Linked DNA regions of Homo sapiens: region 1 is linked to region 2. Evidence: chromatin contacts called from ENCODE Hi-C data. All regions are on one chromosome and are shown on one strand. The core of a region is the stretch at or near the end of the contact, and the rest is flanking DNA. Distances in the headings are between cores, read along the strand shown. Region 1 overlaps CREB5 (cAMP responsive element binding protein 5). Region 2 overlaps CREB5 (cAMP responsive element binding protein 5).

The links. Hi-C counts contacts between places; a loop is a spot of excess contacts on that map. Pooled maps may share reads with other maps.
Region 1: a map with no recorded cell type shows a loop between it and region 2 (7-fold over the local background). The contact joins two enhancer-like sites. A Hi-C loop is called at or near these places in 1 of 168 maps with a recorded cell type or tissue (posterior vena cava), 3 of 37 single-sample maps with no recorded cell type and 2 of 50 pooled maps.

Annotation. Positions count from the first base shown.
Region 1 is chr7:28,508,525-28,513,969 of GRCh38, reverse strand. The region is part of intron 4 of CREB5 (cAMP responsive element binding protein 5); the gene reads right to left. Among named protein-coding and RNA genes, the nearest start is that of CREB5, 99 kb to the right of the region's middle. Within about 2 kb of position 4,114, at least 7 of the 41 ENCODE cell types and tissues checked have a DNase peak (open chromatin) inside an H3K27ac peak, as active enhancers do.
Region 2 is chr7:28,813,124-28,818,293 of GRCh38, reverse strand. CREB5 (cAMP responsive element binding protein 5) reads right to left here. Exons shown (of 11, transcript NM_182898.4): 10 at 115-223. Among named protein-coding and RNA genes, the nearest start is that of TRIL, 140 kb to the left of the region's middle. RefSeq lists an enhancer at 2,335-2,514. Within about 2 kb of position 2,758, at least 3 of the 41 ENCODE cell types and tissues checked have a DNase peak (open chromatin) inside an H3K27ac peak, as active enhancers do.

The DNA.
Region 1 (5,445 bases), core at 2,865-5,364, 310 kb after region 2:
ACTATGTATATTGCTACTTTCAGGATACCCTGTCTTTTCACCAAAAAACCCAAAAACAAACCAAAAATGAACTCCTATGAGTTGAAAAGAACTCCACTCCATTTTAAAGTTGAAGCAGAACCTGAGATCACATTCATTCACATATGTGGAAGTAAATACCAACTCTTAATAATCCCTGCTAAGATTGTACTCATTATTCCTAAATCCTAGTGACCTAAAACACATGAAATAGCTTCCAGTTTATCCACTGGTTTAGTCATTCCCCTGAGTGGGATGCAAAGATCAAGTCAAATTCCCTTCCAGCGTCAAATTCCACCTAAGATGAGGGCATAATTTTAACCTGCAAGGAGAAAGTTGAACGTGATTTACATTTGTAGTGCACTGAAATGGGAGGACAAAAAGAATCCTTATAATATAAGCCTTAGGGTTTTCAGTCATTGGGGTGGTGGAAGAAAGAGGTTGTCATCTCCAATATCACTGTCAATGAGTGTTTCCTTTCAGTCATGCTGATAAAAAAAAAAAATGAAAAGATCAAAAGCAGCCTCATCTACTAGGATTAAGCAAACACGGGGACATTTTCAAAACCTGGATAAAACCAAGTTTAGGTTTCAGAATATTCTTTTTCTCCATACTTCTGGGGGGAGGGAAGGATTGTTTTACACAAATATCAGAGAAGCAACATGTTAGCATAACCGGAAATGTGCAGCTGTTGCAAGTTTGCTCAACTTGGCATCTTTTATTTTCCATCCAGCACCACTCATACCTTCCCCACAGAGCAGCGATGCTGGCTAGCGGCTGATGGGCACAAGATAGTGTAAGAAGGCAAAGTGCCTCTCCTTCCGCACCTTCTTGCCCCAAGTAATGGGTGGCATCGGGTAACATGATTTCCAGGTACAGAATTTAATCAGATTAAACAGCCTGCTTTGCGGAGCTGAGGCTGACCCCACCATGCCCTGTTCTGTGACTCCTGTTGAGCTGGGATCCAAGATCTTAAGACTGTAGCTTGTCCCTTGTTCCATGTGTTAAACAGTCAATACTCTCTGGGGATGGACTTCACTTTTAATCATTTTGGTAGGAATTCTAGAGCATGGAAATGTCCTAATTTCCTATTGCTGCATCAGCATAATGAGTCCGATTTAGGTCCTATGGGAGAATAACAACACTTAGCACTTATACACCACACTTTTCATCTTCAGGGTCTTTAACCACTTTAGGCTGTAATGTTATGTTTCTCTTAGCAGGACAAAGGAGTTCATTTCTAGTCCCTTCAATTACCCGTCCTTCCTTACACACACACACATACACACACACACACACACACAGTTATTATATGATAAATCTATTTCCCATCTCCTAGATGTGTATTATGCAATTTCTTTTTTAAGTCATTAAACATAAAAGGAAAATTCACACACCTCTTTTTTTCTTTTTCTGTTTTTAAAAATATTTTTGTTTTTCTTTCCTCTAACATGGAACACAAAATCAACATGCCAGTTGTCCATTCAACATGTCTGCTAGGGCTGGGCTTCCCTACTTGATTTCATTCTTCATACCTCATGGTCTCCTGCGTCGTCTCTGACCACGGAGGGGAGTGCAATCCTCTGTGTCAGAGAATTCTGGAAGATTCCGCCCAGCTCATGCTCAGACCTCTCTACTTCATCTCTATTCACTTCTGGCTCAGGTGACTCCACCCAATCTCAAGTACATAAACACCGTTTCTACATTAGTGACTCCCAAATCTGCATCTCCAGGCTGGTCTTCTCCCTTGAATTCCAAACCTATATATCCATCTGCTGGTCCAGCATCTCCACTTAGCAAATCTAAAAAGAAACCCCCAATTTTCCCCTTAAACCCACTCCTCCCACAGGCAATCCCATCCTTCCAGTTGCTCAAGCCAAATACCCGGGTTCATCCTTGGTTTTGCTGCTTCTATTACTTCCCAATCTAAACCATCAGCAAATCCTGTTGGCTCTCTCTTCAAAATGTATCCAGAATCTATCCACTGCCTCCATCTCCACCTTGAGCCAACCTGCTATCATCTCTAATCTAAATTCTTTCAATACCGTCTCAACTGGTCTCTCTCTCAGCCACTGCTCTTCGATAGTTTGCTTTCAACTCAGCAGCCAAAGTGATCTTCCTAAGATGTAAGTCAAATCCTCTCACTTTTCTGCTCAAAACTGTCCTGGCTGGGCACAGTGGCTCACGCCGGTAATCCCAGCACTTTGGGAGGCTGAGGCGGGCAGATCACTTGAGTCCAGGAGTTTGAGACCGGCCTGGGCAACACGGTGAAACCCCATCATTACAAAAAATATGAAAAATGAGCCGGGCATGGTGGTGGGTACCTGTAGTCCCAGCTACTTGGGAGGCTGAGGTGGGAGGATCAACTGAGCCCAAGAGGTCGAGGCTGCAGTGAGCTGAGATTGCACCACTGCGCTCCAGCCTGGGCAACAGAGTAAGAACCTGTCTCAAAAAAAGCCCAAAAAATTGTCCTATAGTTTCCCATCTCACTCAGTTGAAGCCAAAGCCCCTTTACAAGGCCTCCCAGGATCTGCCCTCCCAGACCCGGATCTCTAGCCTTATTACACCCGCCTTGGGTCTCTTTGTAATTCCTCCAACACACAGAGCACCCTCCAGCCTCAGGCCTTTGCACTTATGTGCTTTCAGCTTGAAACATTCTTCTCCCCAGTACGTACCTGGTTCAGACCTCCTCCCACTTTGGGTCTCTGCTTGCACATCTACTAACCATCAATGCCTGCCTGACCACCCGCAGCATGCCCTGTGCCCCTTCCCTGCTATTCCTTTCTCCATCACACTTATCACCATCTGACATGTTATAGATTTTTTTTTCACATATTTATTGTTTCTCTTGCCCCCTAGAGGTAAACTACCTGAAGGCAGGTATTTTTGTTTGTTTTTTATCATCTTTATTCAGTGGTATATTCAACAATGCCTTGGACAGTGCCTGCCATGTGGTGGGCACTTGAAAATGTTTCTTGAATGAAAAATGATGAACAAAATTTCTTATATATTTCAGGATATGAACTAGTCTGAGTTCTAAGCCATTGGCAAGTTGACATTTATGATACCTGATAGTGAATTACAACATGCTTTTCTAAGGGGAAACAATTCTCTTATTAAAGATTTATGAGGTTATAAGCTTCTATTAATATGGAAATTGAGGCTATTATGGAACGTGTTGTCTGCTATGTATAGTATTAATACAGATAATGAGGGCTTTCTCCAGTGGACATAACCTGCTTACAGCCTGCGCTGATTCTATATACACATTGGGATGCTTCTGGAAAAGGATGCTGGGATTAGAGACAGAGTCTGTACAACAGACTTTTCCCCAATGGACAGCCACATGGGTCAAGTAAGGATCAATTCTCTATTTGCTCTTTAACAGAATTTTCTAGACCAACTGCAGCTAGAAGTTTTAAAGGTGGTGTGCAGAACCAGTCCAATCTTTCCAATATTTTTTGTGTAAGACACATAGAAAGTTCAAGCAAGAACTTTCTTTAGCCAAATTCTCCAGATAAATTAATCCATCTTCCACTTTACTAAAACCTAATGAGGGAACCAATGCAAGTCTAAAGACTCAGAGGAAAAGAAATCAGAAGACAACTAGAGATGTAGAATTAAAAAGAAATAATTGTCAGAATGTAGACCAAAAGGAAAAAGAAAAGAATACTAAAAAATGATAAGATAGGCACTGAATAAGAACCTGTGTTTCTGCTTTTTAAGCAGGGAAAGAAGAGCTGGGGTGGCAGGATGCCAAGGATGTTGACAGCTGGAAAAACCTGGTCAAAGGGGTAGGTAAAAGAATATTGTCAGGCGGGGGAGCATTATTCCTACTCCTCATTTCCCTGCCCTGTGACTTCCAAAGAAATGCCAGAGCCAAAGCCACCAACACAGCCGTCTTTGCTGCCAGAGGAGTCATTGTGGTTTAGCCCTCAAGACAATGCCCTCTCGTGTAACCATGGCCACCTGAGGCTGGATTTGGCCCCTCTGGTTTGAATGAGGCAAAGGAAGAAGAAGCCTCAACAGCCTGAATATTGTCCAGCTTCCCATGCGTGCAAGTGAGGCTGAGGCATGAGACGGCGGTGTCCTGAGATGCTGGCCCTAGACCATGGGGAGGCTGGCCGTTCCCCACCCACACACCTATCATGAAAGCATCACATGGCTATGAGCAACACTTAAAAGAGAGAAAATAACATGTTTCTACAGCTGCAATAGTTCCTTTTCTTACTTTGGTTGCTTAATTATTTTAATTTTTAAAATTTAATTATCTATACTCTTTTTCAACCCACAAGAAATTTAAAGCAACTCACGAAACATGTATAGCATGACAATGTTTTTTAAATTAAAAATCAGAACCAGAGAAAATATAAACTAGAACTGAAAGTCTGGTCTAGGGAGGAAGTAAAATATGCTCGTCACAATGTTCGAAAAGGTTTTCAAAGTTTAGCAGTAAACTTGGCTTTGTGTTAACCTGGCAGTCAAAGCGAAAAGAGAAACAGAACCAGTTACATGATTCTCATGTCCATAAGGAGAAAAATATTTCAGTTCCTCAGGGGAAGCAAACCATTTCCTGGAATTCAGATCTGCAAGAATTTCCTCACACAGGGCTTCATATAAGAAATCATGAATAATGCAATGGAGAATATCTAAAACCACACCCCGACCACGGGCTTCACGAAACTGTTCTTGGAAAAATGTCTTTAGTAAAATCAAGGGCACACACTTGAGGTAAAACCATTCTATCAGAAATGAAGACAATATGGATGAAATACACATCTTTCTTATAGTTCAGTTTAAGAAGCCAGCTTTGACTATCTTGAGGAATGAATGAACTTAATTCCTTAGTCTTCTACATACACATGTCTATCAAAAAAAAAATTTATTACTCAACCAAAGGAAGTTGACTAGATGATGAGAATTTCTTCCTCTCTTGCATGCTATTTTTATGGTTTTAAATATATATACATATACATTTCTATTGCAACAAAATATAGAATGCATGTCTTTTATTTTTATTAAGTTAATTTTTTAAAGTGCTCAGAACCTTATTATTTGGCTGGCAAATAATAGTTGCTATGTAAGTGCTTGTTTAAAAAAGAAAAAAGGCACTTCATATCCTTTGAGGGGGAGTGGAGGAGAGAGTCAAGCATGCATGATAAATTAATTATAAATAAGTAAAACGAGTTGACTGAGATTTTGTACCCCTCTTGTAAGCATCACTTATTTTCATGGTTTCTCCTGAAGCCATACAGGCTAAATACAAGCCCTTGACTATTATGACATGAGAATGTGACAGGAAAAATCTGGTGGAGGGGGGATTATTATAATTTCACATAGACAAGGACTAAAAGGCTTTGAAACACTTAGAGAAATATCAGAACCTTTTAAAATTTCTTTTCCGGATGGAACAGCTGGACTTCAGAA
Region 2 (5,170 bases), core at 1,509-4,008:
TCTGCCTGGAAGTACAATCTACACTTTACTTTTGCTCTTTCAATCAAATTCAGTGCAAACTTAGTGGCAAAAAATATTGGACACTAAAGAAAAGTGAAAAAGTCGGCGACTTACTTAGATATCCTTGTGATTCTTTCTGCATGGCTGTTATTGGGCAGTCTTTATGTGTTAACAACAACTGTTTCAGCTGGGCCACCTCATTTTTCAACATAGACACTTCATTCTAAAAGAGATATGTATTAAAACCATGTTGAGAAGACCAGAGGATACAAACCCACAGCCCTGTGCACTTTCAACAACAAAACTGGCAAACTCTTCCATTATGTCTAAATGACATTAAGAATATTATTTAATGTGGTTCACCTGAAAGTTTGTAGCTTACCTTTAATTTGGCCCTCACATTTCCCAGGGGCTTTCTGCAGAGCTTAGGTTTTAACTCAAGAGCTGAACCTTATTAAAAGGCTAGACCACACCCTTAGGTGATGGGAACCGAAGCCAGGTGAGAATCCTTACTCCACACTGACTGTGTGACCCTAGGTAGATTACATAACCCAGCTGAGCTCCAGCAACCTCGTTATAAGATGGGGATAAGAAGAGTACATTATTTGTGTTACTATGAGGATTAAATACAGTAATAGATGGGAAACAGAACAATACCCAGCACATAATAAGGACTTAATACATTTAACTATTGTAACCTTCACAAGCTCAGGTTTACATCCAATTGAGAATGTGAATATGAGGCGCACATTGGGCAGAATTATGTGGTAGGATTTGTGGCTTCCACCTGAAATGCAATCAGAATAAGCTGACTCATCTACCATCAGATTTTCCAAAAGAAGTCTGTGTTGCTCAATCTAAAAAGAATATCTGAAAATAAATTGACCTTCAGTCATGAATCCCTGCTCTCCCCACCATCTCCTACTCAATTACTGTTCATGGGATACTGTTGAGCAGAGCACATCTACCTGCCTGATGCCCACTGAGCAGGAGGTATGGAAGCATACAGTACACATGTTGGTCAGCTGCAGGTGGATGATGTCAGCTCAGGGTGGCAAGGAGGCAATGAAGTTTTGGGCCATGATTGAATTAATTTGATTGAGTTCATTGATTATTTGGTCAATTTCGGTCTATAAAATACTCTTTCCCCCCTCAATATCAGGATATTGTGGATGGTGTGGGGTTTTCTTCTTATTTACTCATGTAAGTGCCTCGGATCTCTACTTTATCTGTTAATATTAATTCACAAAGGCATGCTCATAGCTTTGTAGAATAATGAACTTGGCACCCATTGTCTACAAATATAAACATAAAATAGATGGTAGCTCCGAGATGCTTCCACTTGATAAAAGTGAACGTAAATGTAGCACTATCTTGAATAAGCCACTTAAAAATTGTGATCAATAATATCCTCTCTTTGGTCAAGGTTTATTTGTGGCTGCCAGGCATTATACCTCACATGTAGGAGACTTAAAAAATGCATGCACACCGAAAAGGACGATTAACATTGCTGTCATTAAGTTGTACCTACACTTTCAATATGAACTTGGCTTTTCAGCCATGTATTTATCACCTAGGAAAGTATGTTTGGGATTCTAGAAGTTGCGCTAAAAAAAATTGAAATCTGTTTTAAGGAATATCTCCCATTTCTAAATTTCTTGGTGAAATAAATTATAAGCAACCACATATTGAGTAACATTAATAACAAAAATAATAAAATAAAACAATGACAAAATAATAAAAATCTCATCTACAAATCTCATCTCATTCCCTTTCTCTTCCAAACTTTATTTTTACAAAATAAAAATGACTATTTGGGAAATTAGCCTTAATGATGAATAAATCACTTAATCAAACAAGAAAATTGCTCTTACATCTCAGAACATACAAGAAGGCAAATTGTACCTCCCAACTCCAAATGAATGTGATTGATAAGGGGCTCTGTGGAAACCAAAAGTGACCCTGTCAATTCCAAGGTCAGTGGGATAACTTACAGGACAATTTATTTTAGCCTTAAACACTAACTTCTTCCTCTTTGACTTTACACCTATCTAAATTCAGATGGCCTTCCTTCTTTTTCTCAGTTCTCCTTCTGCTCAAAATAGCACATATAAAAGAAAGTCACTTCTAGACCATCAAATGAAGGCAATCTCTGGTTAAAAAAAAACAACCAAACAAAAACCAAGAAAGGAAACAGAGATGTGTTTATGTGTGTGTGTGTGTGTGTGTGTGTGTGTGCGTATATATTTGCTTCAGAAGGAAATGTCATATTATTTGCATTTAGACTACAGAAATAACACTTTTCTGAAATCGAAACTGCTAGACACCTTGCCCCCTGAGTAGAAGCTCTCAGCTGCAGATAATGTAGACAATGGATCTTAGAAAATGGAATCAAGTTCTAATTTCTAGTGAATCCACACTTTTCTACCTAGAAAACAAACAAGAAAAGTATTAAAAACAAAACTGGGTTCTCTTGCTTTCTTATACTTTTGGAAGAAAAAACACCCCTGCCTGTGGCCATCTTGGAGAGGTTGAATTTAGTCTCCATTTCTTCCCCCACTATGTCCTGGGCAATGAAACCCTTTCTTGGCAGCATTCGATCTCCCAGGCACAAAGTGTTCATTGCCCCTTCCCTAAGAAAACACTCAATTCTATTCTCTGGGTTTCTACAGTTAGCAAAGAGCTAACTGCCTATGATATTTGGCATGCCCCAAACAGTTTCACAATAAATTTTTGCTTTCATAAGTCTGTTTTACTATAAAAAGAGCACTAGTCAGCACATGTGGTGCCCTGGCCTATCACCAAAACCCCATACAAAGTATATGACTTTGGTGGCATTTAGTCTATGAACAGCAAAACACTTTATTAATAAAGCAATATGTTGTAAGTACAGAGACCAAAGGCCTGAGTGTTGTGAGGATCTGTAAAAATGCAGAACCCTGAGAATATTGAGACAACTGACCATCATTTAAAGATATATGTGAATATGAACATATTCTTTTTTTCTTTTTTATTGTTATAGAGACAGGGTCTTGCTATGTCGTCCAGGCTGGACTACAGTGGCACCATCATAGTTCACTGCAGCCTCTACCTCCTGGGCTCAAGCAATCCTCCCACCTCAGCCTTCTGAGTAGCAGGGACTAGAGACATGTGCCACAATGCCCACCTAATTTTAAAAAATGTTTTGCAAAGATGGGGTGTAGCTATTTTGCCCAGGCTGCTCTTGAACTCCTGGCCTCAAGTGATTCTCCAGCCTCAGCCTCCCCAAGTGCTGGGATTACAGGCATGAGCCACTGTGCCTGGCAGGACATATTTCTTAATGTAACATGTTAATACTTATTTAGCCATGTTATTGTGGGAAAATGAACACCAATTAATGTCCTCAGTAGAGAAGGGCAATCAGCTTCTTGTTTATCCATATACATATAACTATGATGCTGCAAGGACTAAATAAAGGCCTAATAACCACATAAGCCATAGAAATTCATGGGGCAGCATCCAGTAGGAAAAGGAACTCTCACTTGAGAGTTGAGAATAATAGGGTTTGAGTTCCCAAGCTGCCATGCCAACCAAGTATAAAACACGATGGTTGAACTACTTCCAGAAAGTTCCTTCCAGAAAGAATTTTTTTTTATTCTACAAGCAATTCTGTGTCACCTTCTATTGAGAAAGCAAATTACCCAATTATCCAATGAAAGAGTCCATCTTGACTTTTATTCATTACTTAGCTACTTTCAATATGCTCAAATATGCTTATAATTCAGGTCTTATCTTTCATAAGGGAGCCAGTTCTAGCACCTCTTATGCTTCTAAATCTTAGTAGGGCAGATTCCAAAGCAACATTTATAGTTTCATTTTAGAGCAAAATTTTCTATGTCCATTTATGTGTCCATATTACTGAGAGAGCATCTACGGAGCCTTCATTATATTTCATAAGGGGCCTTTGGCTTAAGAAAGGTCAAGAATCACTATCCTAGAGAAAGAAGAATGAATTGTGTGCTGTGCACATGCATAATCATCTTAAGGATTCCATAGTGAAAGACTGATTAGTGTAGGAAATGCACAAATACTAGACTATATTTTAAGTAAAAACGCTTTTCAAGGGAACGTAAGTGGAATCACCTTGAATTCATTTTGGAAGAGAACAACCAGATAGCAAATGTTTCAAAATGCATACAAGAAATCAAATGTGGCCTGGAAGTCTAGTAGGGAAATAAAAACCAGGCCTTCTGGAGGCATTTTCTTACTCTGAATTACCTTGCTTTATAAATTGAGGAAAATCACCATTTTGTATTCCCCTATGAAGGTTATAATCAGAGTTTTAGGTCTTAATATAAAAGTATTTTGTAAATACAAGGTATTAATAATATGTATTGATTGTCTGGTGGAAATCAACTCTTCATTTTTTCATTTTTCTAAACGAATTTGAGTTTGCTCCTCTAAAGCAGTTAGCTGTTTAGCGACTGTAAGATCCAGTTGGACTGATCTATTTTTAAACCCATAGTTTGCCTTGGGATGAAGCAGCACGCCACAGAGATATTCAATACTACAAAAACATACTTTCAGCAAGCACTCCAACAAGTCCCTAATAGCTACATTTGCAGTGTTCAGCTTTGGGGATGTCATTATTTATATGATAAATCCACAATGCTTTTTGGTGTAAGCAGTAGTTTGTGCCAAAAAAATAATTATCAAAATGGGCTCTACAATATACCCTCCCCCAGCTTTTTTGTTTTGGTAGATTAGCTGAGACCAGGTTTGGTTCACTCTGAAACAAAGAACTTTCAATTTGTCAAGCAACAGTTCCCATCTGGCCTATTCGCTTGCCAAGTCCCAGACCTGGGCTCATGTGTCCAAAATTTCAGCAGCAACTTAGACCATGTGTCTTTGCACTAAAAAAGAAAAGCAATTATTTCCATGGGTGACCAGATGATTTCCATATCCTCTACTGAACACAGACGTTCTACTGAGTACCACATCAGCAGTCGATGAATTTAGAGCTGATCTTAGTCCCTTGGTATCAGAAAAAAGAACATGGATTTCTTTGGCTTACGGAGTTTCTAAAATAGAAGATCACAAAGAAGTGGGTTAGGTCAACAGGAGACTTCCCTGAGTCCTCATTCTGCCACCTACTTGTTGTGTGACATTAGGGAAGACCCCCCATTTCCCT